2 separate regions of the Homo sapiens genome follow, and region 1 is linked to region 2. A link is a loop called in an ENCODE intact Hi-C map of the cell type or tissue named here. Cell type or tissue: endothelial cell of umbilical vein. All regions are shown on one strand. Links, peaks and the distances in the headings refer to the core of each region. The heading gives the core; the rest is flanking DNA.

Evidence for each region. A loop is a pair of places that touch in the nucleus more often than their neighbours do. Peaks named below come from ENCODE experiments on the same cell type or tissue, not always from the same donor. Only the 100,000 strongest peaks of a DNase experiment are listed, where the experiment ranks them.
Region 1: it touches region 2 in a loop (8-fold over the local background); 10 of 110 quality-filtered maps call a loop at or near these places.

What each region holds. Positions count from the first base shown.
Region 1 is chr17:6,319,264-6,335,704 of GRCh38, forward strand. It overlaps the pseudogene BTF3P14. Among named protein-coding and RNA genes, the nearest start is that of AIPL1, 110 kb to the right of the region's middle. In endothelial cell of umbilical vein, for the core only: a CTCF peak has its summit at 7,896; DNase peaks (open chromatin) are centred at 6,758 and 7,938; H3K27ac peaks cover 767 bases; H3K27me3 peaks cover 301 bases.
Region 2 is chr17:6,088,789-6,105,229 of GRCh38, forward strand. WSCD1 (WSC domain containing 1) reads left to right here. Exons shown (of 9, transcript NM_015253.2): 4 at 1,533-1,717; 5 at 6,314-6,435. Among named protein-coding and RNA genes, the nearest start is that of WSCD1, 27 kb to the left of the region's middle. RefSeq lists enhancers at 7,140-8,040, 8,041-8,939, 9,573-10,340. In endothelial cell of umbilical vein, for the core only: no CTCF peak of the experiment used is centred there; DNase peaks (open chromatin) are centred at 9,853 and 10,203; H3K27ac peaks cover 2,163 bases.

The DNA of each region.
Region 1 (16,441 bases), core at 4,556-12,555, 230 kb after region 2:
TTAGACTTTGCAGGAATGTGGTTTCTGTTCTAACTGCTCAGCTCTGCTGTTGTAGCATGAAAGCAGCCATAGGCAATACATAAACAAACAGACTTAACTGGGGCTGGATGATCCATTTTCTAGATGGCACACTCGTAGGGCTGTTGCCTGGAGGCCTCAGCTCCTTACCACATGAACCTTTCCACAGGGTTCCTTGAGTGTCCTCATGGCATGGCAGCTGACTTCCCCCAAGGGGGACAACAAAGAAGAAATAGTTGCCTTTGATGACCAAATCTTGGAAGTCACACATAGTCACGTTGGCCATATTCTACTCAGCAGAATCAAGTCACTAAGCCCAATCCTTACTCAAGGAAAGTGGAATGAAGCTCCTTCTCCTGAAGGGGAGCATCCCCCAGAATCTGTGGACATGTTTTAAAACAACCACACTCCAGGAAAACAGACCTCCATATTCTGGTATTTAGGGGTCTTCCATCTCTAAAGCCAGCTCCTTTACCAACATTTTAGAGCAAATTCCACAATTTAACAAGGTCTCCTCATACTCATAGGCTACCGAAGCAACTCTATATTCCTTAATTTAAATGCAAATTGTCAACCAGGACACCAGATATTTTTAAAGGAAAACAACTTGCAGTAGAAAAGAGAATAACTCAACAATAATAAAGGAAAATACTGACCCCTAAGGGATTAGAGACAATTCAGGAAATATAAGACAATTAGAAAAAAACAAAAAACCTCTGGTATCTTCAGGAAGAATCCAGAAGATGTTGCATCCATTATACAATAAAATGATTCTATAAAACAGAAACAATTAGAAGACAAAAAGGAACGGTTAAAATTAAAAAATATATGGCCAAAATTTTTTACATGTGTAAAAGGATTGTTTTAAAAAGTCAAAAGCAATAGTTCAGAAAAACATAAAAACAACAACAAAAAGAGATGAAAACAATGAGAGAGAGAAGAAAAAAGATATACTGAATAAATCTGGGAGGTTCAACAGGTATTGGATACCTAAAATATATATATATTAAAGTGTATATATATATATATATATATATATATACACTTTAATATATACTTTATATATATTAAAGTGTATATATATACATTTAGAAAAGTAAGAAACTAAGAAACTTATCAAAGCTAAAGGACATGAATATCAGTGTTGGAAGTTTCACTAAGTGTTCAAGCATAGTCAATGAATAAAGAATAATATATAGACAGTTCATTGGAAAAATTTAAAATGTCAAGCATAAAAAGAATGCCCTTTGACCTTCTAAAGCAGAGAGGTTGGCAAACTAAATTCATGAACCAAATCTGGCCCACCACTTGTTTTTGTCAATAAAGTTTTATTGGAAATGGTTATGTCTGTTTGTTTATGTATTGCCTATGGCTGCTTTCATGTTACAACAGCAGAGCTGAGCAGTTAGAACAGAAACCACATGCCTGCAAAGTCTAAACTATTTGCTATCTGGCCCTTTACAGAAGAAAATTTGCTGACCTCTGTTCTGAAGATAAAACTTACAAAAAGAGAGAAAAGTTCACCCCCAAAAGAACAAAGTCAACCTGGCATCAGAAACTTTTTGTCAGCCTCATTGAACACCAGAAGGTAATGGGAAAATGCCACCAAGGTGCTGATGGAAAATAATTTTTACTCTAAAATTCTATAGTCTATATTGAATGCCAAGATAATATAAAGGCATTTTCGGACAGCAAAGACTCAGAAGCTTTACTTCCCATGTACCTTTTTAAAAAGTGACTTGAGGGTATGCTCTGGATAGACAAGGAAGTAAATCAAAAAACTAGGAAAGGACGCAAGAGAGAGTGGATTCACTAAAGCAAAGCCCTTGGATGGCAGCCATACAGTATGCCTAGAAAGCATTCAGCAGAATTAGACCAGGAAGATGGAAATATGATGAAAGGGACAATTTGAACCATGTAATTCTGGCCTTGAGAATTCAGAAAAAGTTAACGAAATGATGGAGTAATGGTGGGGGAGCAAAGACAACTGCCATTGTGGAACTTCGGGATCCATAAGGAGTCTTGTGTGCTGCTGCAGGGACTTGAGACCCCCTGAGTTATGGCCTGAAGAACGGGTCCACTTCCCAGGAGGGTTGTCCACTGACAGAGTCTGGCGTGTTCTTCCACTGGGAAAGTCTGGTGGTTGGACCACCAAGGCAACTTCCCTCACGGTTAAAGCTCATTTTTTTCACTAAAGGGGCTAGATAGATTTGGCTCATTTAGAACTCAAAACCTGCCAAGAATGATGAAGCTCAAGAGGAAGATTTCCAGTTTCCTGGCAAGTGCCAAACCCAGAGTACCCTTGCATGTGGTCTCGAGAGAAAAGGGTATGTGAATTCTGTGAGCACTGCCCACTAACTCTTGCTGGCTCCTGGGTTCTGGGTTCGGTGAAAGCAAAATCAGAGAAGGAAATTTGAAAACTTTCTCCAGAAGTCCCAGATTCTCCCATCTTCTGGGACTCATTCCTCACTCCCACCAAGAGCCTCCTCCTCCCTCTCCTGCCTTAAGCCCACTCACTCTAGAAACTCTACAATTCTTTTTTTTTTCTTTCAAGTAGTCAAATAACCTCATTAAGCTTTGTTTCAAACCTTATTTCCAGGCTTCTTCAGCTTAATTACCTACAAGTAATGAATTGTATATAAGCAAAAATGAATTGTATGTAAGCAAAAAGCTGCAGTGTCCAAGGGGCTTGGGCTTAAAAATATTAGAGATCTAGATTTTACCAGATCCATATATCAACTTTATAAAGCAGTCAAGGCCAGGCGCAGTGGCTCACTCCTGTAATCCCAGCACCTTGGGAGGCTGAGATGGGTGGATCCCCTGCAGTCAGGAGTTCGAGACCAGCCTGGCCAACATGGTAAAACCCCATCTCTATTAAAAACACAAAAAAATTAGCTGGGCGTGGTGGTGGGCACCTGTAATGTCAGCTACTTGGGAGGCTGAGGCAAGATAATTGCTTGAACCCAGGAGGTGGAGGTTGCAGTGAGCTAAGATCGCACCATTGCACTCCAGCCTGGGCGACAAGAGTGAGATTCTGTCAAAAAAAAAAAAAAAAAAAAGCAGTCCTAATGTAATATAGCAGCTCCCAGTAATTTCTGCAGGTTTTATCTTCTTCAGAAGTTGGCTTAATTCGGTTTGCCTCATTCTTGGAAGCCTCATCAAAATTCTCTGCAAGAGCTGGAACTTCATCATCATCCTCTCCAGTAGCAAATGGTGCTTTTTCATCCACAGACTGTTTGGGCAGAGCTTCAGCCCATCTTCCCAAACTAGCCAGACTGTCTGCATCTCACCGGCTTAAGATGCTGGGTAGCGTTTCCATCAGCTGCTGTGTCTCAGCATGGCCTGCAATGGTGAAAGAAGTGTTTGCTGCCAAAGATGCCTGAACTTTAGGATTGTTAAAGCGGATCACTGTTCCTTGATCTACTTTAACTTGTAAATGTATTCACCTCTTCAATACCAGATATTGTTTGCCCCTAACTTCTTCTTCTTCTTTTTTTTTGAGATGGAGTCTTGCTCTGTCACCCAGGATGGAGTGCAATGGTGCGATCTTGGCTCACTGCAGCCCTACCCTCTGCCTCCCAGGTTCAAGAAATTCTCCTGCTTCAGCCTCCCGGGTAGCTGAGATTACAGGTGCCTGCCACCATGCCTGGCTAATTTTTTGTATTTTTTTTTTTAGTAGAGACGGGGTTTCATCATGTTAGCCAAGCTGGTCCGGAACTCCTGACCTCAGGTGATCCACCCACCTCTGCCTCCCAAAGTGCTGGGATTGCAGGTGTGAGCCGCTGTGCCGGCCCCTAACTTGTTTAAGAGCTGAAGTTTTTTTAATCATCTGCTGTAGCTGTTCTGTGAACCACCTTCTTCTTTCTACAACCAATTTCTTTCCCACCAATGCACGGTTGTGCCTGAAGTTTGGCGGGTTTTTCCTAGTTCATGATTGTCTCTTTCATCTTGTCAGAGCAGAAAAGGGGCCATGCAGGGGGCAGGTTGGCACTCAGTGTTCAAGCAGAGTTAGGCAAACACACGCGGGGATGCAAGATGGCGGCTCTGCGATTCTTACTTCATTCTTTAGAACAAAATAAATCTCTTTCTATGAATTTCCAGGCGTGTACATCCTCAGGCCTATTTTTTCAAAACCAAAGAGTTTATCAATATAGCCAAAGTCTATTTATCGAGAGATTTCACAACCAGTAAAAGTGGCTTTAAGATAGTTTTTAAATATATTTTTTTTCTCTTTACCTGATTTCCATTTTCCCAGGTGAGGAACTTGAAGTCAGAGAGGTTAAGTCACTTGCTGAAGGTCACAGGGCTGGGACGGGAGCCAGAAGTGGGTCAGGATTCAAACCCAGAAATGTCTGGATCCAAAGCCAGGCTCCAGATTTTCACTTCCACCTCCCTTCTCTCCAAAGAGGAGTACCGCATCACTGGAGCTGTCCTTACCAAGAGCCAATCAAAGTCAAGGCTCCCAGTGGAACTGCCTTCATTCATAATTCCCGGTGGAGAGAATCTGATTGGCCCAGCTGAGGTCATGTGTCTTCACTTGGGACAGATCAGCTCTGGCTAGGCGGGCTGAGGCTGCAGGGCAACCACTCTGAGTCACGAGGGCCATTCCTGGGGAAGACAGGTGTGCGAGCTGGAAGGCCATCCCGAGGGGGCCTGCTACGGATGAGCAAAATGTTATTAGGCAGAATCGGTTGATTTCATACCGCTGCGTACACTAGCATCAATAGCCATGCAGAATGGTCATAATATTTTACCAAATGTGCTCCGACTCCCCACCCTGAGCAAACTCCCTCTGGCCCAAGACCAGAAAATGGAAATGCATTTCCTCTTTTCCTGTGCTCAGGCGTGGGGTGATTACTTGGCAAATAGCCCCGTCACATTTGGTCATCTGGGACATTTTTCCTGCCCAGCGGCTCCTCTTCCCAGACAGACCCAGAGACATTCCTCAAAATGTTCTGCTCAAAGAAGCATGTGACAAAACAGCTTGTCAGTTTGTCTCTTTCCTGCCGAAATGAGACCGTGATGTCAAAATTCAGTCCTTTACTCATTTAGAAATAATCTGATAATGGAGCGCTGGTTTAATTTCCCGGGGAAAATAAGATACCTCTTGCCTAGCGAAGCTCCCCATAACCCCAGGAAGAGGCATAATTATCTTCTTCAGAATCAATCCCTTGTGGATCCCCTAATTAATTGTAAACTATAGATGAGAGCTGTTCAAAAAGTAAGTTTACAAGGTTAATTACTGGTGTATTATGCGTAGCACAATTTTGCTGGGCACGTCTGATAGAGAAACTGATGATCAACTTTTCCAAGTTCCTTCTCACTGTCAAGTAGAGGAGTTGAGAGAAACAACACGAAAGTTACTTCTACCTTTGGCAGGCTAGTTATCGAGGTACACCAGCATTATCAAGGGAAATCAGCTCTGCCTATGATTGTGTGAGCCCTTGGCCCTTATACACTCCTACACATGCAAGTCCAATCACACTCCATGTGCACACATGCACGAGTGTGCATGTACACACGCACGTGCACACACACAAATGCATGCATGCACACACATTAGCAGGTGTTATGCAAAGGGCGTCAGCGTCGAAGTCCAGAGAACTGATTTTGAGTCTCAGGTCTCATGCATTGGGGATTTTCTTACTTGAAGACAGAGTCACTCAAGGACATTCTGCATCCCCCTGCATAGTTCCAGCCTCCCATTAGGATCAGGAACATTAATATGATCTGAGCTTAGATCCTTCTGCATTCCTCTTTGTGGCAAAGATATACACACATATTTGGAGATTCTGAGTCCTCAGGGCTGAACGACGCACATGATGCAGGATACTTAAGGATTGGTTTGGACTAATTGTCACATGTTATTTCTTCTTTTTGGCTCCTGCCAGGAGCCTACCAGAACATAAGGGCGCTAGACAGGATTCCAAATGAAAAACAGCCCAATCTTTCATTTCCCTCCTCTCCTGATAGAGACCCTAACAGCTTGGCGAGGAACGTGAGTTGCTATGGGGATGAGCTGTGACTAAATCAGGTGGGTACAGGCAAGGGTATTGCAACACAGGGAAGAAAGAAAAGGGAAAAGTTTGCTTCTTAGCTTGGGCTTGAAATATTACAAGACTGCTAAAGAGGAGGGACATTGCCCTCCCTGTCCCGAAATCCCTGCCTCTGCATGCCTATTCCCTATCCCTTCCCAAGAGTGGAGATGTTGGTCTGATGGGTCAGAGCCCATGTTCTGCTAGCAGGCAGGGTTGCTGCACCTTAAGAGCAGGACCTTGGCTGGACACCGTGGCTCACGCCTGTAATCCCACCACTTTGAGAGGCCGAGGTGGATGGATCACCTGAGGTCAGGAGTTCGAGATCAGCCTGACCAAACGGTGAAAACCCATCTCTACTAAAAATACAAAAATTAACTGGGTGTGGTGGCATCTGTAGTCCCAGCTACTTGGGAGGCTGAGACAGGAGAATCGCTTGAACCCAGGAGGTGGAGGTTGCAGTGAGCCAAGATTGTGCCATTGGACTTCAGCTTGGGCAACAGAGCAAGATTCCATCTCAAAAAAAAAAAAAAAAAAAGAGCAGGACCTTGGCAATACTCCCTCTTCCTCTTCCTGCCTTGGACTGGAACAAGCAGATGGCAAGCTGCAGCTCAGAGGGTGTGGAGGGAGCTGCATAGGTACGGACGGGAGTCTGAGACAAGCCAAGGAGAGAAAGCCTTTGCCTCTGCCTGTGACGATCCCCAAGGGTATCTTAGAGGGTGAGCAGCTGCCCCCGAAGAAGAGGGGAAAGGTTGTGGCAGACAGATCACGGCGTGAACCAGCGTGGGAGCATTAAAGAGAGGGCTTGTTTGGGGACTGCTGGGTTACATGCCAGCACTGGGCAGCATTGGGGAGAGAGAGGTACAAAGAGCCCCGAGTGTCAAGTGAGGACTTTGGATTTTATCCTACAGTCAATGAAGGCTTCTGAGAAGGGAAGTGACATGATTTGTCCTTTGGGAAACTGAGACTGGTGGCAAGTGTCAGGAAAGGCTGGGAAGGGGGAGAGACGAGGGCATGCTGAGACAGCAATCAGAAGCTATGGCATCATGATTCAGGAGGGAACGGTAAGGTGGAGGACAGGTCATGGCGCTGGGAACAAGAATGACTAGGAAGGTCAGGCACCGCAGGGCTCAGGACTCACTGTCTACAGCGGGGAGAGAGCCAGCGGCTGAGATGGCTCTGGGGTTTGATCACTGAGGCCTGGGTGAATGGTGGTGCATTTACAGAAAAGCACACAGAAGAATGCGTGACAGCACACACACACACGTAGACACACATGCATACACACATACACATGCACACACACATGCATGCACATGCAAACACATACATACACACATACATATGTGCACGTGCGTGACATGTAAACACATGCATACACATACACATGCACACACACATGCATGTACACACATACACATCCATAAGTGCATGTACGCACATACACATACACATGTACATACATACACACATGTGCACATGTGCATATGCACGCACACATACACACATGTATGCACACACACACACACACATATACACGCACGCACACACACACACACACACACACACCCTTCACTCCCCAGCCAGTACTTATCAGACCTCTATTCTCAGGAATTCTTTCCCTCATTCCTCCCATACATGACTTAAATAATAACATTAATGACAAATAGGGTCACACATCTTTTGTGCACAGTTATATCCAATTGAAAATTTCTCTACCTAAATAGCTCTCTGAGGCAGGCCAATAGAGGCTCAGAGAGGATGCCTCATGTCACACAGCCAAAAGCTGAGAGGGTGGAGTCTTGACTTCTGACTCCCAGCCCAGTGCGCCCCCTGCCATACTCCACTGAGGCTGGAAGGAAACCCTGAGATCGGCTTGACCAGCCCTCTCATTACCCTTGTTTATGACGGTTTGTACTGTAGTCAGGAAACTCCTGTTAATTGTTCTTTGTGCTGCCACCATCATATTTCCTTCCTCCAAAAAGGAGTGCAGGCAGGGAGATTATTTTGACATATTTCCCGAAGATGCCGTTTCTAGAGCACTTGCCTGATAAAAATGATATATTTATTTGGGACCGCCAAGAGCTTGCTGAAATGAGGAATTTATCTGCATAGCTTTTGTTATTAAAGTGATTCTTCTTGTTTATTTCCTTCTAAGCTACTGATTCCATCTATAATACATGAGTTTCAGGTAATAGAAATTTTTCATGCAAGTAAATATTTTAATAACGATGTTATGGTCTTGATTCAGTGTTACAGGCAATAGCCTGGCACAGGGAACAAGCTCGATAAGGGAAGGCTCGGGACCTGGGTTCTTGTCCCCACTCTGCATCTGTATCCGTGGGCAAAACCCTGTCCTCTATGAACCTCAGTTTCCTTCTCAGTAAAGTGGGGTAGCTGCTACATACCCTCCCTGACTCACAAGGGCCACTGTTAAGATCAGATGAGATGACAGCCCCAAAGGTTCTGGAGAGGCTGCAGGCTTTGCTATACATGGGTAGGATCAACGTGAAATACTGACCAGAGTACAGACTTAGGAGTATAACAAAGAGACTAAAAAATGCAGTGGCAGCCCAGGCGTGGGGGCTTACGCCTGTAATCCCAGCACTTTGGGAGACCAATGCAGGCAGATCACAAGGTCAGGAGATCGAGACCATCGTGGCTAACACAGTGAAACCCCGTCTCTACTAAAAATACAAAAAGTAGCCAGGTGTGGTGGCGGGTGCCTGTAGTCTCAGCCACTTGGGAGGCTGAGGCAGGGGAATTGCTTGAACCTGGGAGGCGGAGGTTGCAGTGAGCCGAGATTGTGCCACTGCACAATCTCACTCTGGGCGACAGAGTGAGACTCCGTCTCAAAAACAAAAACAGACAAACAAACAAACAAAAATGCAGTGGCTTAAATGAGATAGTGTCTGTCTTATGCAAAGATGGGTGTGGGTTGAGAAAGGGTAAATGGCCTCATTCTACAAGGTCATTCGGGGCAGGCCAGTCAGCACTGCCAGCCTCAACATGGGACTTCCATCTCTGTGTCCAGGTGGTCTCCTACCATGGATGTTTCCCAACAAGCAAGAAGGTAGCAAAAGGGAATCCCGGTCAAGTGAGTTTGTCTTTAAGGTGGAACTCACGTGGCACTTCCACTCACATCCCATTGGCTCAAATTTAGTCACATGAGTCACTTGGCTTCTCTGACCACAAAGAAGGCTGGGAAATGTAGTTTCTAGCTTGGCAGTCATGTGCCCAGCTAGCACTTGGAAGATAGAATGAATAGTAGGAGACACTTAGCAGTATGGGGAAAATGACCACTCAGGATAATGGCCACAGATACGGAAGGGCCCACAAGATCTTCAGGAAAAGCAAACAGTCAATTGGGTACAAGCAGGCCTACACTCACATGTCTGCCTCAGATATTCTATGCACATTTGTACTCATATGAGCACTCCTGCAATCAGACACCGGCTCAGGTAAGCAAAATAATAAGAGTGAAACTGAGCATACCTCCTGGCTGTCAAGGTGCTGCAGATTCAAGAGATAGATGGTGGTGGGGCCTAAGGTGAAGCAGCCAAGTTGGAGAGAGGTATGTGAGTTCAATATCTATCTTACCTTTCCAACTCTGGAAGGTTGGAACTCAACTGGCATGAGTTCAGTTTGAGGACCACAAAGAGGGGGAGATCTGAACAGGCTAGACCTGAGAGGATCACAGACTTCGGGACATACCTCAAGTCAGACATATCACCGGTGTTCACTGCTCCATCAAGCTGGTGACCATTCACCATTTCTTTTCCCCTAACGGTCTGCCTTCACCATTTTGATCCCCACCAAAGTCTGCTATCTCACACCCTTCAGCCACATGCATTGTGGCAGGACTAATGTCTGATACTCCAAACGAGGTGACTCTTGATCAGATTCAACCCTGAACCAGAATCTTTCAAATGTTCTCCAGGGTCTCTGCTCTAAACCCAGGAAGGAATGCGGCTGATGAGTGCAGCGCACATCGGAATCCTACCCCGGCCACCAGCCCCAGCTCATGGCAGGGGTTAGAAACACCCCAGGGAAGAAAGAAATGTCAAAATGTCAAAATATCAAGTTCAAAGTGATCAAATGGGAGGCAGTCCACCAGCACAACTGTCACACTAGAAGAGGGCGAGTCTCTCCCAAAGTCTGTACCTTCAACAGGAGACCATCAGAAGAGCTTCTGGAATTCACCATGCACTATTCACATATCACTCAACATACATTAACAGCTCAAGTGGATTCACATCAGCTCAATCATAATTATTTGTCAAAACCACTTTTTCCCTCATTATTTCCTGCTGAGAGTGTGAGATTATACAAATTTATGTTGTAGTTATCACAGATTCTAACAGCATCACAAAGGAAGAGAAATTAACCCCCTACTTATTAGAAAATGTTTAGCTCAACTCTCTAGGAGAAGTCAATTTACTAGGTTAAATTTTCTGAAATTGCATAAAGATGCTAGTCCAACAACCCACCATAACAGAGTGGCATTATCTGCTGTTTTACTAGAGGACCTGCTGCCAACAACCTTAATGATTTATAGTTAAAATGTATTTATCAAGAAATTGTCACGCTAGTTATAGCCTGAACCAGAGACTGGGACCCACATTCTGTTTTCTGGAAGACTTGGGTCTTGGTGAACAATAATAATAATAATACCTATGGGGTCCTTTCAGTTCTAGGCAAAGTTTGTTGTGCTCAGCCAGTTACATACAAGCATCGTTCCTCACATGGACCATGGCCATTCTTTCCTAACTGCTCTCCCACATCTACGCTGGCCCCTACCCCACCCCACCCATATTTCATGGTACACCCAGAGTGATTAGTCAAAATCACGATCTGATACTATCCTTCTCTCCCACTACAGGGCCTTTGCACAAGCTCTTTCCTCTGTCTGGAATCCTCTTTCTATCCCTCTTCACCTTCCTACTCATCCTTCAATTTAAGCCCCTTTTCATTAGGAGCAAAAACCAGTCTTTACAAGGGCCTGCAGGTACGTGTCCACTGTCTGTATCATCCTAACAGGGGTACTCTTGAGAGTGACATGAGATGCTGTTAATACTTATGCCAGAAGTATAGGTACAAATGAACCTATCCTGGGCAATCCAGGACCAGGCTCTCCTGGCCTGGCCCTCTCCACCTCTCTGGTCTCGTCGCCTACCATGTGCTCCCTTAATTGCTCCAGGATTCCTGGGCTCCTTGCTGCTCCTCAGTCATGCGAGGCCTAACACCCACCTTCAGGCCATTGTGCTGGCTATTCCCCCTGGCTTCCCCCAGAAGTCAGCCAAACAAACTCCTTCACCTCTTTCAAGTTGCTGCTTAGATGTCACCTTCTCAAGCTCACCCTGAGTGTCCTGATGATAACTTTTATCATCTGCTTCTTTGCCCAAACCCATGGATGGCAGAGCTGGGTCATAGTGACATTGTGAATGTTACCAGCTCATATCCCAGACATCTGAAACACTAGCATAGTCAACAATTACACACACTGATTCACTGGTGTGTCCTCTCTGATTATGGTGTATCCCTGGAGGGTAGCTCCAGAGACCCCAGGCAAAATGACCCAGCACAGAATTCTGGACCTGTCCTTGTAGAGCCCCAGCTCTCTACTCTCTGTCCCCACCATGCTAGGGAAACCTGGCTGACAAGCAATGCCCCCAGTCACAGACTTAACACTTCAAGTGTCTGCCTCCTAGATGACAACCTGAGCAGCTCAGCCAGGCAGCAGGAGGAGCCCAATGGCCCCATGGGGATGGAGCATCCTGTAAGTTGGAAGATGCCCTGGAGTCCTCCATGCCCAACCGCCCTGTGGTAGTATACAAAATAAGAAACCCAACTCAAACCGAAAAATCAAGGGTGGGGAAGGAATCTAATGTCTCATGTAATTGGGCATTGTAGTTTAGCTGGCCTTAGGCATGGTGGGGTCCAAGAGGTCCAATAGTGTCACAGGACACTGTTTCATTGTGTTCTCACTAAATTCCCAGGGAGGGCCTCCCCATGTGGCAATAAAGTGGCCACTGCCAGCTCTAGACCTCCATCTTCCTCACAGCTGGTCATACCAGTGGAAGGAGAGAAACTTTTGTTGCAGCAAAAATTCCAGAGAAAGCTCTCATTTGCCCAACTTGGATCACATGTCCATGGCTGAACCAATCGCTGAGACCAAGGCATGAGATACTTTGATTGGAAGGTCTGGGTCACATGCTCAGGTGGAAGAGTCACCCAAAACATATGGTTACCCAAAGCCATGTTGAACACTCAAAAAATTATATGTGTGTCCCTGACACTCATCTAATAGGAAGGGGCTGTGTTGCACAAAGGGAAGACATGAGCTCTACAGAGCTTTGAAGTAGATATCTAAGACTTGACTTTGCCACTGTCTCTAGGTGACTTCAGACAAGACGTTTTATTAATACCTCACAGAGCCTTAGATTTCTCAAATGTGATGAGAGGATGCAGTGCTCTGCTCTACCAGACCCTAGAGCATACTATGAGGATGAAATGAGGAAGGACCGTTCTCCCCTAGAGATGGCTGAGGTGTCCATCGTCGGGAGTACAAGGGAACAGGCATGTCCATGTTTCTGAACCACATCTCCAAGCTCCAGTAGGCTCTGTGCTGGAGCATGAGTTTCTTTTCCACTAAACAACTCGAAGGAAAGAACAACTTTGCTTCCCACTTATTTGGTGTTTAGATGCTGCCTCCCTCCCACCACCTCCACCTGCTAGCTGAGAGGCACCATCTCTGAGCCCAGAGGATGCAAGATCCATCACTCCTGTACAGAGTTCACACCATGCAGCTGTGACCTGAGCAACACATCCACAATTAGCTAATATGGATCATTTTTAACAGAAAACGAAGCATGAAATATGCAAACATAATGAGCCCTTCACTGAAATTCCAGTAGCTGCTACAGGGTAACCAATTTGAATAGCAGTTGCAATTCCCGGGGAGGAAACCCCCATTAATAAGAACAATGTTGAAATTGTTATGTATGGACTCTGAAACTCACTCGATAATTAATCCAGTCGATAAACATGGTATTAGTCCTCCCACACTATGCAACTTAAATGAGGCTTTTATTGAAATATTGGGTCCAGTTTCAGACTTAGCAGCTAATCTGGAGCAAGTGGGGATGTTGGCAATGGCATGAAGACCAATGCAAGAGCCAGAGTGAGTGACAGAAGACACAGCTTGTCTTGTAGGCCTAGAGAAGACCTCCATATCACCAGGCTCCCAACATAACAAAAGCCCAGTATCAAGCACTGGCTTGGATGCCCCATGCCAAGCGTGTGCCAAGCTTCCAAACAGTGCTGTTTAGAGGTCACTAATTATTGCTAATTATTGGTCTTCCCAAACCCATCTGTGTGTGATGGGTAGCAACACCATGTATGTTTTCAGAGCTCACTCAGTTTTTTATTTCCTGCCTTCCTGGAACCCCCTCTAGCTGGTAGAAGAGAGACATTGAAAGCATCAGGCTTGGGTGTTGGACCAAGGTTCAAACACAGGCTCAGCCACTTTCTTACCAGCTCTTTGCCCTGCAGTTTATGGAAGTCCTTTCCCAGTCTGTAAATAATACAAGTGCCTACCTTTTAGGGATTTTTCTGAAGAATAAATAACATAATGGGTATTAAGTACACCCATTATGTAGGTACAGCATGCCTACCTTTTAGGGATTTTCTGAAGAATAAATAACATAATGGGTGTTAGGTACTCAGCCATGTGTCTAACTGGGACACATTGCTATCCATTTCTTTCACCCAAGACTGGTTCTCAGAGGCATACAGGTAACAAGTTGCTCTGCACCAAAGTCCGTTTCTCATGCACTCTTTTATTTCTTTTTCTTTCTTTCTTTCTTTCTTTTTTTTTTTTTTTTCTGAGAGAGACTCTTGCTCTGTCACCCAGGCTGGAATGCAGCAGTGCTTTCTTGGCTCACTGCAACCTCCACCTCCTGGATTCAGGTGATTCTTCTGCCTCAGCTTCCTGAGTAGTGGGATTACAGGTGCGCTCCACCACCCACAGCTAACTTTTGTATTTTTAAGAGAGACAGGGTTTCACCATGTTGGCCAGGCTGGTCTTGAACTCCTGACCTTGTGATCTGCCCATCTCGGCCTCCCAAAATGCTGGATGGCAGGCATGAGCCACTCCTTCGCATGCACTCTACAGCATTCAGGCTGGAGTTGGCTCCTGATATCACGAGGACCTGGACTGCAGGAATTAGGAAGCCTTCTGAGATACCACACTCATTGCATGCAGGCTATACTTAAAGATCCATTTTATGAAATGTTAGCCATGAGTTGACAACTGTTGAAACTGGATGGTGGATACATAGGGGTTCATTGCACTGTTCTCTCTAGTTTCATATATGTTTCATTGGTTTGAGTTTTTTTTTTTTAAAGACCTATCTAAAGTGAGTTTATTTGGGTTTTTTAATTCCACAGCTAGGAGCAATCCTGGCAAATTCATACCTGGGCATTTCTCTTGCCACTCTGTTGAGGAGGCGTCTCGGGGTTCAGTCGCCAGGACATGCCTGGTGAAGCTTAGATCCCTATTGTGACTGGCAATAAGACAAGGCAAGTGTACTTCAGGAGACCCTACCACCTCCATTGTTTTAAGAACACTGGGGAACATAAGTAATCCGAGTAGAGATCTTAACTAAGAAACAAATTATTAACTATTAACAGATGAAATGCAATGAGATTCTAATTGATATATTTCCTAATTGTTCCTTGCCTCAGGTCATATGATGCATAACTGGTATAATTAAGAATAGAACTCAAGTTTTCTGCTTCTACACAATAGAACTCAAGTTTTCTGCTTCTACATCTGGTATTTTTTTCTGCTATATATACAGATACTTCTGTATCTCCAGTGGCTCTAACATGCAGCCATTATGCTAGCAAGCATAACAATAGCAACAAAAGCCATAGCAGGTAATATTTATTGAGGATTTCCTCTGCCGTGAACTTACTAAGCTTTTTAATGCATAATCTCATTTAATTCTATAAATACATTTTTAAAATAAAATAACTTTTGAAGAGGCTAATATTATTATCCCCATTTTACAGATGAGAAAACTGAGGCTTAAAGTCATGAAGTAACATTGAAGTAACTAATTGTATACAGCCTTGGAATGGTAAGGTTTGGCATTCCGCCTCGATCTATCCTGTATGCATCTGGAAGTGCCTGGTTGCTGCACAAGAGTCTAGAGTTTATTTAACAGCCTCTATTAGGCATTTGGGCTCTTTCCAATTTCTTCATTCTCACAAATGATGTTGCAATAGACATCCTTGTACAGGATTCGGATCTCACGTCTGTCTTTTCTGTTCAGTATAAAAGCTGCCCACGATCAGGGATTTTTGCTCATTTTGTGTACTTCTTCTGATCTTCAGTACACAGAACAGAGACTGGCATAAAGTCAAGTCAATAAATATTTGTTGAATGGATGTAAGGATGGATAGATTGGTTGATGGAAGGGAGAGAGGAAGGACAGCAGGAAGGAGGAAGAAGGAAAGAAGGAAGGGGGAAAGGAAGGAAGGAAGTGGGGAAGGAAGGAAGGAAGGGGAAGGGAAGGGGTGGATGGCTGGATGGGCAGGCGTATGGATGGGAGTGGGATTAATTCTCCAGTGTAGACACCCAGAAGTCTATAGATCTTGCCTCTGAGGACCACACTGTTAGGACAGTGATCCTCAACTTTGGCTGCATCTTAGAATCTCCTAAAGACTTTTTTTTTTTTTTTTTGAGACGGAGTCTTGCTCTGTCGTCCAGGCTGGAGTGCAGTGGCAGGATCTCGGCTCACTGCAACCTCCACTTCCCAGGTTCAAGCAATTCTCCTGCCTCAGCCTCCTGAGTAGCTGAGATTACAGGCACCCGCCACCACGCCCAGCTAATTTTTTTTGTATTTTTAGTAGAGACGGGGTTTCACCATGTTGGTCAGGCTGGTCTCGAACCCCTGACCTCATGATCCACCCGCCTCGGCCTCCCAAAGTGCTGGGATTATAGGCGTGAGCCACCGCACCCGGCCTCCTAAAGACCTTTTTAAAAATTGATGGTGATCCCCTCTGCAAATATTCAGATTTAACAGGCCTGGGATGTGACCTGCGCATTGGAATGTTTAAAAGCTCCTCAGGTGATTTCAATGAGCAGAACCGCTGGATAGGGCAAAACTCTTATCATTCACAGGAGCACGTGTTAAAAAGCCAACTATATCTTCCCATTGTAAGAAGGCAACCAGGCCATTTCACTTCTTGGCTTTAGCACTTTAGAAGAATTGAAAGCAGAAGGCCTCCTGAAGACAGCTCTTCTCCATCTTTCGTGACATCAGGGTGGTGTCCCTGAGGGGAGAGAGGCGAGTGAGCTTCCCCAACCTGGAATGGGA
Region 2 (16,441 bases), core at 5,532-13,531:
TTTTTTTTTTTTGAGACGGAGTCTCGCTCTGTTGCCCAGGCTGGAGTGCAGTGGCGCGATCTCCACTCACTGCAAGCTCCACCTCCTGGGTTCACGCCATTCGCCTGCCTCAGCCTCCCGAGTAGCTGGGACTACAGGCGCCCACCACCACGCCCGGCTAATTTTTTGTATTTTTAGTAGAGATGGGGTTTCACTGTGTTAGCCAGGATGGTCTCAATCTCCTGACCTCATGATCTGCCCGCCTCAGCCTCCCAAAGTACTGGGATTACAGGCGTGAGCCACCACACCCGGCCTCACCTTTGTTATGTCACATAAATTCTTTCCATAGTCAGCCAGGTAGCAATTAGTTATCCCCATTTTACAGATGGAGAAACTGACGCTGGAGAAAGAAAAGACAAGGTCCTTACATAAACATACGTTATGGTCTAGATACGGTGGAAACAGGATGATACATTCTCTTTTTAGTCTCCTAATAGATCAGGAAACTGAGACTCAGAGATGGTAAGTCATGTTCAGGGTCTCACCGCCAGGACGTGGTCAAATGGGGACTTGAAGCTTGTGTTTGGATTTTCAGTCTGGGCTTTTCACATCTAAATCCACTGATTTGAAAGTGTTGACTGCTTTCTGTAGCTGAAGTCCTGTGTGATTCATTGAGGGTTCTGTTTCCAACCTTTCTTTACCTACGGTATTACTAGGTCAAAGTAAGTAGAGAAATGGCTGTGGAGATGGGGGCTGTGCAGTAGGGCCCATGTGTAACAAGATGTGACACGTGGCAGGCACTTCAGACCAGCTCACGGCCGCTCACCATGGGAAGCTGTTAAATGTTTAGAGTTGTTGTGAGCCCGTTCTAAAACCATTGGGAGCTTAAAATCTCCTATAGTGGGAGTGTTTACATCACAGAAATTGGCAAACAGTACAAACCAGAGCTCTCCCTGTCGCATACTGAGAACCAGCTTACAGGCACATCACAGATTTAGACCCATTATAACCTGTAACCACGGCACTCTGCAGGGCAGAGCTCAGGGCTGGCAAGAGGGACCAACGGGGCTGGTTCCATTCGTTTATCACAAAGGAAAGACTGTTGCCTGAACTTAGCCTGGTGGCCCTTGAGTCTGGCTAGAGACTGATTCCTAAGGCCAGCCATAGGCCGATGGCTGTGGCCCCTGTCTGTTCACCTAGACCCAAACTCAGCTTCAAGTCCAGTCCGTTTCCTGACTCCAGACTCAGTTGCCATTGCATGACCCACATAAATCCTCTCCACAGTCTGCCAGGTAGCAAGGAGTTATCCCTCTTATACAGATGGAGAATCTGAGGCTGGAGAAAGAAAAGACAAGGTCCTTACGGCACATGTATACATATGTAACTAACCTGCACGTTGTGCACATGTACCCTAAAACTTAAAGTATAATTAAAACAAAAAACAAAAAAAAAACATACTTTCTAATCTACATCAAGCTGAAACAGTCTGCAGTTTAGACCGCAGCCCTAGCTCTGGGCCAAGGTCCGGACTCACCCAGGCCTCCTCCCTGCAGGTCCTATGTCTACGCCGGCTTGGAGGCCGGGGCGGAGTGTTACTGCGGGAACCGGCTGCCAGCGGTGAGCGTGGGGCTGGAAGAGTGTAACCATGAGTGCAAAGGCGAGAAGGGCTCTGTGTGCGGGGCTGTGGACCGGCTCTCCGTGTACCGTGTGGACGAGCTGCAGCCGGGCTCCAGGAAGCGTGAGTGTGCCAGCCTCTTCCTGAGCTTTGTCCGTCTGTCCCACCCGCTCTGGCTGCCCATCCCCCACAACCTCTCAATGAAACTACCTGGGGCAGAACCTGTGCCAACCTCTGCCCTCCCTTCCCTATTGCCATCACTGGACAGGCTCCTGGCAGGGCAGGGATGGGGTTAGGATCCATCGAAGGCTTAACTGCTTGAGTTCATGACTGAAGCATACCTTTGCCTGTCCCCTGCAGGAGAGAGAAACTGATTAGGGGGCCTGGGTATGCCTCAGACATGCTGTGTGGCCTCCGGCAGCTCACTGCCCCTCTCTGAGCTACGGTCTATTTTGTAAATTGCAGAGGGAGACCTAGATTTCTTTCTTTTTTTTAATTTTTATATTTGATTTTTTATTTTTGAGACAGAGTCTCACTCTGTCACCCAGGCCAGGCTAGAATGCAATGGCCCAATCTCGGCTCACTGCAACCCCCACCTCTCCGGTTCAAACAATTCTCCTGCCTCAGCCTCCCGAGGAGCTAGGATTACAGGCACCTGCCACCACACCCGGCTAATGTTTTTTGTATTTTTAGTAGAGACGGGGTTTCACCACATTGGCCAGGCTGGTCTTGAATTACTGACCTCAGGTGATCTGCCTGTCTCGGCCTCCCAGAGTGCTGGGATTACAGGCGTGAGCCACGCACCCATCCAGGAGACCTAGATTTCTAGCAGTGGTGTGAGCTAGATAATCAGAAAATTCCCTAACTATAAAGCACCTAGAAATGCTGCATAAAATTTAGCAAACATTATTGTAAATGCATAGCTGAACTAGCAGAAAAGTAAGGCAATCCCTTGGATCCAAAAATGAAGAAAGAACAAAGACCCACAGTGGAGAGAGTTAGAGATAGGCTGTGTGGCCGTGGGGCTCAGCGGAGGGAAGTCGCCAGGCTGCATGGCCACTCTGTTTGGGTCTTAATGTCCAAGCAGGATAGGGAAGGAGGCCTTGGGCTTCTCAGGGTAAGGAATTGGACCCTGAAGGGGCCCAGCTCAAAGGAGGAATGGGAAACTCAGGTTTGTCCTCACTGCAAGATGATGAGCACAAATCCGCTTCCTCTAATCACAGAAGGCTCCTTTGTAAAATAATAGGGCTGTGCACTGTTGCACATGCTGGGGGCCATTCTTTTCATGGCTGGGAGAGGCAGATTGGGAAGGAGTCAGAGCCTGGGAGACCACCCCCACCACTGGCAAGGGTAGGACAGTGGTGATGGAGGCAGAGGCACAGCCCAGGGTCCAGGCTCACCGCCTCTGGTCATGCCCTAGTAACAGGGCTCCAGGAGAGCTGACGGATTAGTTCAAGAATGGGGCAGAGCCCAGGTAAAGAGGTATTGGAACAGCCGGGCGCGGTGGCTCACGCCTGTAATCCCAGCACTTTGGGAGGCCAAGGCGGGCGAATCATGAGGTCAGGAGTTCGAGACCAGCCTGACCAACATGGTGAAAACCCGTCTCTACTAAAAATACAAAATTTGCCGGATGTGGTGGCAGGTGCCTGTAATCCTAGCTACTCAGGAGGCTGAGGCAGGAGAATCGCTTGAACCCGGGAGGCGGAGGTTGCAGTGAGCCAAAATCATGCCATTGTACTCCAGCCTGGGCGACAGAGTGAGACTCTGTCTCCAAAAAAAAAAAAAAAAAAAAGGTATTGGATCAAAAGCTAAGGCTTCACAGGGGTTCTGGGGAGGGCTGTCGAGTGAGTTTTCCAAGCAGCACAGAAGCCGAGCCCTGAGAACCGTGGGTGAACCTAAAGGCCACCCTGGCTGGCAACTGTCTGTGGGGTCACAGTGCCCAGAAGAGCTGCTCCGTGTTTGACCCCAGCTGACCGGGGCTTCTTAGATGCCTCTTGCATTCAGACAGGATGTGTCTGGGAGCTCAGGGGTCCAGATGGGGCAATGGGGACAGGGGCGGAGAAACTGACCACACATCGTTTAGCTGACAGGTTCACTAGTGACACCATGAACTTGGCAGTGTCTCACCGACACCTACTCTGCCAGGCCCTGACCTCATAGAGGGGTTTGCCATGGCACGTGGGCACAGTCCTATCCTGTCACCTGGACATGCAAACGGGCTTCCTGAGGACCAAACTGCTCCACGCTGGCTTCTTGGAGCTTTTATTTCTTTGGTTTCAAACAACATTCCTGCCCCCAAGTAAGACCAATTCTATATATGGACTCCCGGCGGCCCTCCCAGCCCCATCTGCCTGCTCAGTAATTGATTCTGAAAGGCAGTTGTTTTGCTTTAGGTTGCCCATGGATTAAGAGACAGATGGTCCAATCATTCAAGCCAGCCCTAGATCCGGAGTTGGCTGGACTTGCTGTCATGGTTAGTGTTGAAGATGGTGTCCTAGCTGCCTCTTTGGGCAGGCTGTGGAGCCCCCCGTGAGGTACCTTTGCCTTCCTGCCCCCTTCCTGAGGGAATGAGCTGACAGGATCTCTCTCAAGAGGTGACCAGGTGACCACCATTGTGAGCTGCAGCTTCTGCCAGCAAGGAGCATTCACAAGGAGTAAGACCCATGAATTTGCTCCCCAGGTTGGAATCGGAGTGGGTTCTGAGCAAGTCATCAACGTCTTCGCCTTGGAGGCGTCATTCTGCCAAGTGACCCTCAGGCTCCCACCTGGGGAATGAGGGAGACTGGACTGTACCAGGTGACAACCTGTGTCCTGAGAGTCGCATCAGTGAAGTGCGGAGGCAGCCAACACTTCCTTCTTTAGCGGCTCATGGACCACTCACCTGTTGCAGTATATGCAGTGCCTTCCTGCTTTATCTCATTCAGTTCATTCGTTCGCTCACCACGTAGTGGGCACCTGCTGTGTGTCAGGATCAGGGCTTGGTGTGGGGAACACAGGGGTCACCCAGGATGTAGCTTCCCCCCAGGAGCTGTGTTCTGGAGGCCTCATGGCCCCCTTTTGTCCCTCCCTGTGGCCCAGGGCTTGCTGAAATCTTGATCCCTCCCCCATCTCTGGATTGTGCCTACCCTGATGACTCTCCCCATTGTCTGTTCTATCCCCGTGGAGCTGGTTGAGGACCAGTGCCCAGTCCATTGAAATGTTTGTTCTTTGGGGCATCAATCATGCCAAAGAACAGGAAAGAGTTTTGTGAGCCCAGCACCTGCCACCACCCTCGACCTTGACACCAAAAGCCAGGGCAGACACACGGTGGTGGGGAGACATGGCCCCATCAGGGGATGTGCGTGGGTATACATTGTTCCTCATGACAACCCTAGGAACTACGCTGTATGTAGGTGAGGAAATTGAGAGTCTGAGCCCGAGACATGGCAGAGTTGCAGAGCTGGTCACTGGCAGTGCAAGGACTTGAACCTAAGCACTTATAACCCTAAGCCCTGGTGTTTTCCCCACACTAGGCTGTTGTCTGTGCCCTAATAGGTCGTGCCCTGACACGTGCACCACAGGTGCTGTGGTCAGTTGAGATGGGCTTCCAGATCCAGGGTTTGGTCCTACTTGGCAGATTCTGGCTGGTAAAAGGGTTTCTGTTTGCACCACGTGGTGTGGCAGCTAGAGAGCCAGGGGAGATACTGAGCCCTGGGAGACCCCGTGTAGAGAAGAGCATGGGGTAATAATCAGGATGCCATCTAGAGAAACCCTGATGAGTCTGGAAGAAATACGAGCAGTTGGTGCAAGAACATTCCAGAAAGTTTGTTCAGCTCCAAGGAAGCCAGCTAGGGCACTGGACTTTTCCACCTGGAGGCTCTACAGAGCAGCAGGAGGCTTGGCAGGAGGCTTCTTTGTAACATGGGCTTGAGGAGTTCCTAGAAATTGAGTGGGAGTTCAAGATCAGAGAGAGGCAAACCTTGCAAAGAGGCAAAGCAGTGGTATGACTCCAACGGCACAGCAAGAACAAACATGGCTGGGTTTCAGATTTCCATGTCTGCTTTTCTTTTAATGCATCTTCCGGTAGGACATTGAATTTTTCACAATATCAGCCTCTCAGGTCACCTACCATGGGAGGAATCTGGCACCTAGTAAAAGCACCATCCAAATTTGTTGAAGGAAGGAAGAAAGAAGGAAGGAAGGAAGGAAAAGGAAGGAGAAGGAAGGGAGGAAGGAAGGAAGGAAGGAGAAGGAAGGAAGGAAGGTAGGCAGGCCGGCAGGAAGGCTGGCATTATGGAGAACTGGCAGAAGCAAGAGAGGGAAGGAAGGAAGGAAGGAAGGGAGAGGGAAGGAAGGAAGAAAGGGAGGGAGGGAAGGAGGGAGGGAGGGAATGGAGAACTGGCAGAAGCAAGAGAAGGAAGGAAGGAAGGGAGGAAGGGAGGGAGGAAGGGAGGAAGGAATGACTTATGGAGAACTGGCAGAAGCAAGAGCTGAGCGCTGCAGTTTCAGCCAAGTGGTCCCTTGTAGATGACCCTGGACGGTCAAGGTGCTGATGCCTGGTTTCTCTCAGAAGCTCAGCATGACTATGTCCCATGCAGGGCCGTTTTCCCTCCCTGATTTGAACTCGCCTCGTAAGTTTATTTATACCTGTCTCAGGACCTAAAGCCAGCATTTTCCCTGGTGACAGGCACCAACAACTGGACACCATCTCTTACCAGAAACCCCTCTCTTTTCCCCCAGGGCGGACCGCCACCTACCGCGGATGCTTCCGACTGCCAGAGAACATCACACATGCCTTCCCCAGCTCCCTGATACAGGCCAATGTGACCGTGGGGACTTGCTCGGGCTTTTGTTCCCAGAAAGTAAGACCAAGTGATCATTTCACAACCCTTTCCTTTAAGTGTGTGTGGTGGTCCTGAGAGAGGGGGGCACATGTGCTGGGCTGCGGGTGTCCCCTCTGGCAGTCCAGATGGGAGCAGAGGAAGGGGGCATGGATGGGAGGCAGGCACCAGGTACCACAGAGGGAGCCGGCAGGGAGCCCTTCGCCTCTGTCCACCATGTGAGGCTGGGTGGGGAATTGTCAGCAAGGCTTGTAAAGCCGAAAGGAGAGTGCCTTTCTGGATGCGAACTCTTGCCACAAGTGTCAGATGTTAAATTGACTTGGTTTGGAAGCCAGAAGATGCTGGCTCGGGACTTGGGGATAGCTGATGGATTTTCTGTTATTGGTGCTGACGGTGTTGGGCCGTGAATCTGATGACAGGGGCTGGAGCCACACTTGCATCTTTGGTTTAGCCTGGGCTGAGGAGTAGAGCGTGACCCCATGGAGGGGCAGGGCTAGGCACCAAAGGCCACTGACCCCGCATTGCATGGTAGCTCTGGGGTGGGGAAAGTTGGTCAAGGCCAGAGGTGGCTTGCAAAAAGCAGGGCCTGGAGTGTGTGAAGCAAGGCTGGGGGAGACCCAGCAGACTGTGTCCAAAGAACATTGAGATCTCGGGCTGGAGTCAGGCAGACTCCAGATTGGGGTGGATGCTGTGGCTCTAGAAATGGCCCTTGGTGGCAGTAGGCTTGGGGCTGGGGCTGTTTCACATGCGCTGGGATTGCTGTACCCTCAATGTGGCTTTGATACTTGGCAATGTAATAGAACAGGGCTAAGGTGAGAGGATGGCCTTGGCCAGGATGATGATGACGATTATGACAATCAACAGAAGCTGCCATTCGTTGATCGCTCATTCCATGCCAGGTACTGTTCCAAGCGCTTTATGGGTTAACTCATTTAATCCTCCTAACAACCCTACAGCTAGGTGCTGTGATTATCTGCATTTTCCAGGTGAGGAAACTGAGGCAGAGGGTTTGAGCCGTGTGCCTGAGGTCACACAGCCAGTAAGTGGTGGGGTCAGGGTTTGAACTCAGGTAGCTCCATAGTCTGCTGTGGGTTGAAGGGTGCAGGGGTGGACTTCAATGACAGCAGATGTGATCGGATCTGCAGGAGCAGCACAGCCATCCTCTGCTGCACCCCCCCACTCCCGCTCTCCCTGCTTCATGTGTTCCTCCGCACTCTGGGGACACCTCCCTTGGAGGGGGCTGGAGAACAAGGGGGCTGGACACCTCCCTTGGAGGGGGCTGGAGGGGGCTTTCATATGTGCTTTCTTCTTGTCCAAGTGCATCCTTTGAAGTGGCTCTCCTGCGTCACCAGCATTTCCGAAGCCACAGCCAAGGATGTCTTGGGCATCAGGGCACCCACGACACAATTAAATGAGCCAAAAAGGCAGTTTGTTGATTTGCGGACATCTGGCCTGGGGACCTCCTCATCCCTTCTCCTCCTCATGGGAGCAGAGCGATGGGTAGAGGCAGCAAGGATGCGCGCTCAGCTGCCGGCCCTGCTGGTGCTCTCAGGAGAATGAGCCACCCTCCTAGGGCTTCCCTCACACCTGCAGCTCAGAGCAGTTCCCTTGAGAGGCCCTCTGGTTGGAATCAAAGGAACTCTGTGGTCCAGACCAGGCTGGAGGCAGGCCTGCCTTGAGCAACCAGCTTGGATAGTCCTGCTGTGTGCTGGGCATGGCACTAGGAGCCTTCCTGCGGGGGGTTATCTGCTTTAATCCTCCCAGTAGCTCCCAATGGGGGATACTCAGATGCCTGCTTGCTGCGAGAGGCTGGGCAGGTGTGCAGAGCTGAGAGCCCTCAAACACAGGCACAGAGTGGCCGGCTTTGCAGCTCCTGCTCCTGATGCCACACACAGCCACACACTGGCACAGAGCGGCCGGCTTTGCAGCCCTTGCTCCTGACGCCACACACAGCCCGTGGTTTTACACACTGCTGCCATTCGGCGTTATGGAAGGGGGAAGAGACGGAGAAGATGAGGAGGAAGAGAAGGGAAAGAAAGGGGTGGCCATTGTGGCCATGAGCCATTAGTGTTTCGGACTAGTTTTAAATAGGAACATGCTTACTTGGAGCATAATGAAGACGCCAAAGGGCATAGCAGGGAAGCCTTCCTCTCACTCCATGCATTTCCTTGCCTGGATTGTCCTGGCTTCTCATGTCTACTTCCAGAGAGACTGAATATTCAAGCAACTGCATCCTTGCCCATTCTCTAACAAGCCCCGCAGCCGGGCAGGAGCTGCACCCGCCCTTCTGCACTGAACTCTTCACCGGACAGCCTGTCTCGGAGATTGTCTCACGTCGCGACACAAAGTGCTTTCTCATTCTTTTTTACCATTGCACGGAGGTCCTATAATTTATTTAACCAGTTTAGCATTTCGCCTATTTCCAGCCTTCACAAACGATGCGGCAGTGACTACCTGTGTATGTACGTAGATCACTTTGTGTGAGTGAATCTGTAAGAAAAATATTCCTTGGAGATGCTGGGTCAAAGACTGAGTGTCTTTATCATTTTGGTAAACTTTGTCAGGTTGTCCTTGGCGAGGATTGTATTCATTTTATACCCCGATCAGTGATGTGTGAGGGGGAGGCAAGGCACCCTCGTAACCCTTATTTTGTGTGTGTTGGGGGGCTCAAAGCAGCATTTTAGGCAGATGCCTCAGTTTTCTGGGGGTCCTCCCTTTGTGTACCTCATTAGGGCCCAGAGAGTTCTTTCTTTTTTTTTTTTTTTTGAGACAGTGTTCCGCTCTGATGCCCAGGTTGGAGTGCAGTGGTGTGATCATAGCTCACTGTAGCCTCTGGCTCCTGGGCTCAAGTGATCCTCCCACCTTGGCCTCCTGAGTAGCTGTGACTACAGGCACACACTACCATGCCCAGCTAATTTTTTTGTGTATTTTTTGCAGAGACAGGGGGGCGGGGTGGGGGGGGTCTCACCAAGTTGCCCAGACTGGTCTTGAACTCCTGGGCTCAAGCAATCTGCCCTCCTTGGCCTCCCAAAGTGCTGGGATTACAAGCATGAGCCACTGTGCCCGGCTGGTCCAGAGAGTTTGTATTTGTGATTACAGACAAGAATTTAAAGGCTTATAACTCTTCAACTTGTATTTTCAGCCTTCCTTCATATTTACTGGCATAAATCCAGATTGCTGCAGTTTCACACTGGAGCATGTGCCAGAAGATACACGCAGGCTCTTGGTGTCTTGTGCTATCACACATTAGCACCTTGTCCATCTCCCCTCACAACGCATTTCAAGGACAAGTTCCCTTCTCTGCTATGGCCGGAGCAGTCGTGAATTGTTTGGGTCAGAACTACATGGAAAGGGCATCCAGGTTTCTCAGAAACAGCCTCTGTCCTCAGCACTCACAACACTGGAGCCAGTGCTGACACCTGATCCTTATCCGGGCTGCCTCTGCGTGGTCAGATGGGACTGGGAGGGTGGTGTTTCCTGAGTTCCATTGTTTAGGGCTGCAACATTTGCAGCTGTGAGGAACAGAGTCATCATTTCCAGCTTTAAAGTTTAAAGTGGGTATTGGCAGCGCATATTTAGTGGGACTTGGCAAAACGCAAATGCTGAGACGGTGGGCACAGCCAGGGGCAGGTGACTCTCACTGGTGGCAGAGTAAGGGCAGTGCCTGAAGAAGGTGAAGAAGGCTTGGAAGGAGGCTGAGAAAGGAAGATGGTTGCAACTTTTGGGAAGGGTTGGAACTGGAGGATGTGGGGCAGTGTTGGCAGGTGGCTGAGGGGATTAAGGAGTGTGTTCCAAGAAGAGGCAACTGCTGAGCAGGAACCAGGTGGCAGGAAAGCAGCCCAGGTGGCCCAGCGTGCAGGGTTACTTGGGGGGCTGTGAAAGGTCAGGGGGTACAAATTGCAGAGGGCTTTGTGATACAAGAGTTATTAAGAAGTTATTTTAGGCAGAAAGTAAGGTTCTGGGTGGAAATTTTCCTGTAATAAGAAACAACCCCCAAACCATCTCTTTTCTAACAGAAAAGGCGGCTTAAAGGGCCAGGCACGGTGGCTCATGCCTGTAATCCCTGCACTTTGGGAGGCTGAGGTGGGCGGATCATGAGTTCAAGAGATTGTGACCATCCTGGCCAACATGGTGAAACACTGTCTCTACTAAAAATACAAAAATTAGCCAGGTGTGGTGGCGCCTGCCTGTAGGCCTAGCTACTCAGGAGACTGAGGGAGGAGAATCGCTTGAACCCAGGAGGCAGAGGTTGCAGTGAGCCGAGATCACACCACCGCGCTCCAGCCTGGGCGACAGAGCAAGACTCTGTCTCAAAAACAAAAAAAAAAAGAGAGCAACTGGGTTCACTCAATATGGTGATTCCCACTGTCTTTTCCTTGTTACCAGGTGTACCGAGTGTCATGGCCACCTCCAGATAACACCATGTGTTCAGAACATCATGATGACCTGCATTTGCATATTAAAGGACTAAGGTGGGAGGGCCAGGTTTTTCAAGGGCTACGTAAATGACACACCTGGTCAAACCAATCCCCTGGGCCTTATGGAACGCAGACACCGCTTCCTCCAGCATCCCAATATAAGCAGCCACTTTTCCGCTGCACACGGGGTTTTCTCTTTGTTCAAATCCCCCCTCCCTCTGTCTCTGTACGGGGAGCTGTTTTCTTCTTCCTTCCTTCTTTCTTGCCTGTTAAACTTTTCACTCCTTAAAATCACCCCACATGTGTCCATGTCTAAACCGGCACGAGACCAAGAACCCTGGTGTCCCTCCAGTCATCAGAGCCATATAGCTTGAATGCCTGCCTCAAGGTTGAGACTTTTTTCAGTGGGTGGGAGGGGCTGGTATGGCTTGTGTGGCACTTTATAGCTGCAGGTAGGATGTTCTGGAGCACGGAGAGGATGAGAGCTAATAAAGAAGGGAGTAGGTCTAAGAGACACCACAGGGTTGGAATCCACAAGAGAGGATGTGGGGGCATGAAAGAAGGAGTGGGAACCCCCAGGGAGGAGGATGAGGCATGGATGGGTTTGTGGGTGAGCGGGGCAGCTGACCTGTCCAATGTGGGAGGGAAGTTCTCCTTGGATCCTTCTGGGATACAGCATTTCTCAGGGGTACCCTCAGAGATGCCTTGGCAAAGCTGCCACAGAAGTCGACCTGTGACCTGGTTCTGGAGTTAGGGATTTCAGGTAGGGCAAGAACAGTGCCCTGGATGTCATGCCTTTAAGTCAAACCGCCATCTGCCCAACGGAGCGAGCCTTTGGCTCCCAGATTGTCCATCCATTCTCGCTTGTCTCGCCCGTGGATGTGGGTGTAACTTGAACTCAAACCGTCTGTACTGTTAGCCCCTCAGCTCTGAGCTCTGCAGATGCCTGGCAGGGGTTTTGCTGGAATTCTGACTTCACTCTAGAGCAGGGGTTCACAGCCTTGGATCTGTTGGCATTTGGGGTTGGATATTACTCATGTTGGGATCTGTCTGTGCATTGTAGGATATCTAGCAGCATCCCTAGCCTCTACCCACTAGATGCCAACAGCCCATATTCCCTCAGTTGTGACACACAGTCCCCACACATTGCCGTATGTCCTCTGGAGGGTAAAATCACCCCTGGTTGAGAACCACAGCCCTGGAGAGCCACCTGAAGATGCCAGGCAGCCATGCCCAGTCATGGCCCATATCCCCGTGGGGCTGAATCCTGGGGAGCAATGGTCTCTTCCAACCATTGTGAGGATGGAGAAGCAAATTCTCCCTCTAGTATTGAGGTCTGATGGATGTGAAATTGTTTGGAAGTTGATCTGACCCAGACCTGCAGAGGCCAGAGAACTCTTTGCAGGGAATGGTATCCTCTCTTCCCTCCTGAATGTTGAGGGTGGCGAGAGAGGTGAATCTGGGGATGTCTGGCCGTATTTGCCTGCTCTGAAGTGCCAAGCACGTCCTCTCTGGAAAGGCCAGTGGTGTGGAGGCTGCCTGGCAGTCCCGGTGGCAGCTTTATCTCATCCTAATTTGGCCGAAAAACAAGCTCAAATGTCCTATGATGTGGGAATGGTTAAATTATGCCACGGCCATACAGTGGACTATAATACAACCATTGAAAATGTTTTCAAAGACTTTGATGATGGAAAATGCTCACAGTAGAATGTTAAATGGGGCAGAGCTGAGCCTGGGGGTAGGAAGCTAGGGGCTTAATTAGAGCTGGCCGGGCAGTGGGGCTGGGAGCAGCAGATGTGAGAGGTGGGGCTTGGAAACAGGAAAAGAGGAGGGGGTTCCTTGTAGTGCCCCCACCTTTGAGCACCATCTGAGGCTTATTTGTGGCCCCAGATAAAATGTCTACTGTTTTTGCTAGTTCGCGAAAATGGATTTGGGGAGATCCAAGAGTGTAGTTTGACAGAAAAAGAACATTCCAGGTGATATCTGCATCTTAATGATCTGACTCTCTGCCAGCAAGAGGGAATTGACCAATGTAATGTGTTTTTAAAGCCCAGTGAAATGATCTTGTCTAATTTCCTGTGATCGTATGGAGATGGAAAGAGACCTGCTCATTCTCAGTCCCCTTCAGGATCCTATCGGCTCCTTTGTTTCAACGCAAGGCAAGAGTGAGCAGGGGGCAGCTTCGATATTTGCATTGCTACCAATTCAGATCTGGGGTAATTAGTTTTGTCGCCTGATATTTGTGCTCAAGTAGATAGGCCATTTGTGGGGGTGCTCCGAAAGGAGGCTGATGAGCGAAATCTAACACCATCTGCAAATAGGTTACTAATGTGAGACACTCCACCGGCGATTATACCTTGTGATGTGAGGTTTGTTCTCCCAGCTGCTGTTAGTGATTCTACTGATAAAGGAATCGCAGGGAGAGGAGGAAGAAAGGTGTTGAGCTTTCTTTTTCCCCTCTTTTAGCCTCTTTTGGGCGTCTAAATTCTTTACGCATTAATCACCTGGATGTTTTCCCATTGACATTTCTTCTAAGTTTTTTTGCTTGTTTGGCCATTTAATGGTGGTGCTCATCTAGCCACCTTTCAAATGGAAAAGCATGCATTAATATGGAACCTGTTTGTTCTCAGCTGGGCAGCTGCTCTTGCAAAATCCACTTGGATTCCAATAGATTCGGTCTATCCAAGGTAGCCTTATGGTCTCCATGGGGCACCCAAGTTCATGTCTTTGCCAATGGTTGGGTCTGTAAGAGTCTGGGTTTTGTGAGCCTTGAGAATAAGAATTTTCTCTTTGACAAAATGCTGTAGTCATTCCAAGAGCTATTGGATATGCTTTGAATTGCTTATAAAAAGTCTGTGGTAAACCTGTTGATACTGTACTCTCTGCATATTTTGAAAAACACGTATTGTTTGTTTTTCTGGGGGGTTAACACATATCTATTTTAGAGAATTTGAAAATTTTCCAAGTGCAGAAATAAAAATAGAATGCACCTGTAACAACTAATAACATTGAACATCTTTTTGGTCTTTTGTTCTAGGTGTATCTCTACGTAATTTGTTTTATAAACATTGACTCATTCCTTCTCACATTTGTTCCTTTTTCTCATTGAATATGTTGTGAGCATTTTCTTTCACCGTGCTATGCCTTATCGCTTATTGGCATTCTGTCCTCTCCTGAGGGACATTTAGGCCATTTCCTTTCTTTTTTTTTCTTTTTCCTTATTGCTGTTATAAACAATGCTGCCACAAACATCCTTGAAAATAAACCTTTGAGCCCATTCATAAGTATTTCATTGGGCTATATTGGCAGATAAGGAATTGCTGGGGCAAAGGATAGGTACATTTTATATGAGCCCTTTTAAGACTTTTTATACATTTTGGGAAGTGTGTCTTCTAGCCTCATCCTTCTGAAGCTGGTAAAAGGGCTTTAGAGTCGTGGTAACCTGGGTTCATACTCCTACTCCACCACTTTCTCATTTTGTGATCCTGGCCAGGTCACATAACACAGAGCCTTAGTTTTCTCGTCTGCTAAATGGGATGGGTGGAGATGAAAGTGCCTCACCAGACTGTGATGAGGATTCAGTGACTTTGTGGGCACGAACAGTTTTGTGATTTATGTTTTGGGGTGTGTCTGGAGTAGCAAGTGTTCCAGACAATGCTTATGATCATTGTGATTATTCAGTGTCCCCTAGTTCTTTCAGTGTGTGGGGGATGTTTGAGAAACTTCCTGGGATGAAGAGCCAGTCCTTTCCCAGGTCAGTGGAAAGCCAGGTACCTTAGGATCCCAATGGTTGGGCGGTTCTGAGTCACACTGTGTTTCACAGACTCTTCTGTCTGAAGGATGTTTGTTTGGCTTTGATAGGGATGGTGTTACCTGGGGTGGTTGGTGGGTTAAGTAGGTCTGCTGTCTGGGGCTCAAGTCTTCAGAGAGCCATCTGCCCCTGGAGACATCCCACATCCCACAGGGTCCCCTGGAGACACTCTGACATTTGCCACAAACAATCATGCTTGGCCTGCTCTCATATGCATAGAGTGGATATTGCAGCCTCTGTTTAGAGTGTGTGCTACAGCGCACGGAGAAGGGGACTGGTGAGTGTACTCTTTTTGTGGAGAAAAGTGAATGCTGTGGGGGTGGGAGGAAGCCCCTGCCTCTGACCCCATGCATTTGCCTCCCCTGGACTCAGCCCATCCATGCTTACTGAGTGTCTACTCTCTGAAAGGCACTTCAAGAGTATTTCAATCCCCAGATCCACCATATGGATGGAGGAACCAAGACTCAATTCAGCTAAATTTAAACTCACACCTATAGACTCCAGAGCCTGTGTTAGCCCATTTGCATTGCTATAAAGGAATACCTGAGGCTGAGTAATTTATAAAGAAAAGAGGCTTATTTGGCTCATGGTTCTGCAAGTTGCATAAGTATGGCCCTAGCATCTGCTTCCGGTGAGGCCTCAGGAAGCTTCCAATCATGGTAGAAGGTGAAGGGGGAGCCAGCATATCTCATGGTGAGAGATGGAGCAAGAGATGGGGAGGAGGTGCCAGGCTCCTATAAACAACCAGCTGTCCGTGAACTGAGAGCAAGAACTCCCTCATTCATTACCAAGCGGATGGTGCTAAGCCATTCATAAGGCATCCCCACCCCTATGATCTAACCCCTCCAACCAGGCCCCACCTCCAACATTGGGGGTCACATTTCAGTATGAGATTTGGAGGGGACACACATCCAAACTCTGTGAGAGCCCTTAGTCATTAAACTGCAAGCCCTTTTACAGATGATAAAGCCAAGGCTCAGAGATGCCCAGTTGCTCGTTGGCAGTCCATGGATGGGATTCAAAGCCCACAGTTCCTGATGACAAGCTTTGTGTTGGTTCCACTCCCAGCATCTGCCTCTCCAAATCACAAGGCCCCATTCTCAGTTACAGCATCACTGGACAAGTTTTCAGCCAACCTGACATATGCCTGAAAGCAAAAGTCTGTCCCCTTTGTCCCCAGTCCTTGAAGTCATCTTTGTGGGTGTCTTCTTTCCTTTTTGTACCTTGAATATCCAGATCTGCCTCTGGAGTGAAGGGAACTGCTCTGGAGGCAAGAGACTGGCAGAGCTAACCTCCATATTGGTTTGCAGATTTCACTGGAAACCCAGCACATCCATGTATTTGCCTCTTAGGAGTTGAGCTGTGTTGATGTGGCAAGGTCCTGGACTTGGAGTCCAGAAGGCTGGCTCCTTTTCCCACTCACCTGGCAGGCTGGGCATCCTGGGCTGTTCACTGCCTACCTCCGAGCCTCAGTTTCCCCTTCTGTGATCCCTGAAATCTCTGTCATTCTGTGTAACCCTGGGGATCCTAGAAAAGTGCTCAAGGAGGACTGAAGATGGAGGAGATGATGCCGAGAGGGGCTGGTTTGTTACAGAGGTCCCGCCTGGAACCTTGCTCCTTACCTGGAGGAATGTTCACTCCTTGACCTAGTGGCCACAGACCAAGCCTCCCGCATGTGGATCCCCGCCAGCCTCAGAGCCCTGCCCTTGCTGAGTCATGACCTTGCTCTAGGCTGAATGCCCACCCATACCTCAGCCCAGCCCAGCACTAGCCGTGCGTCCAGACCGACCCAGGCTCA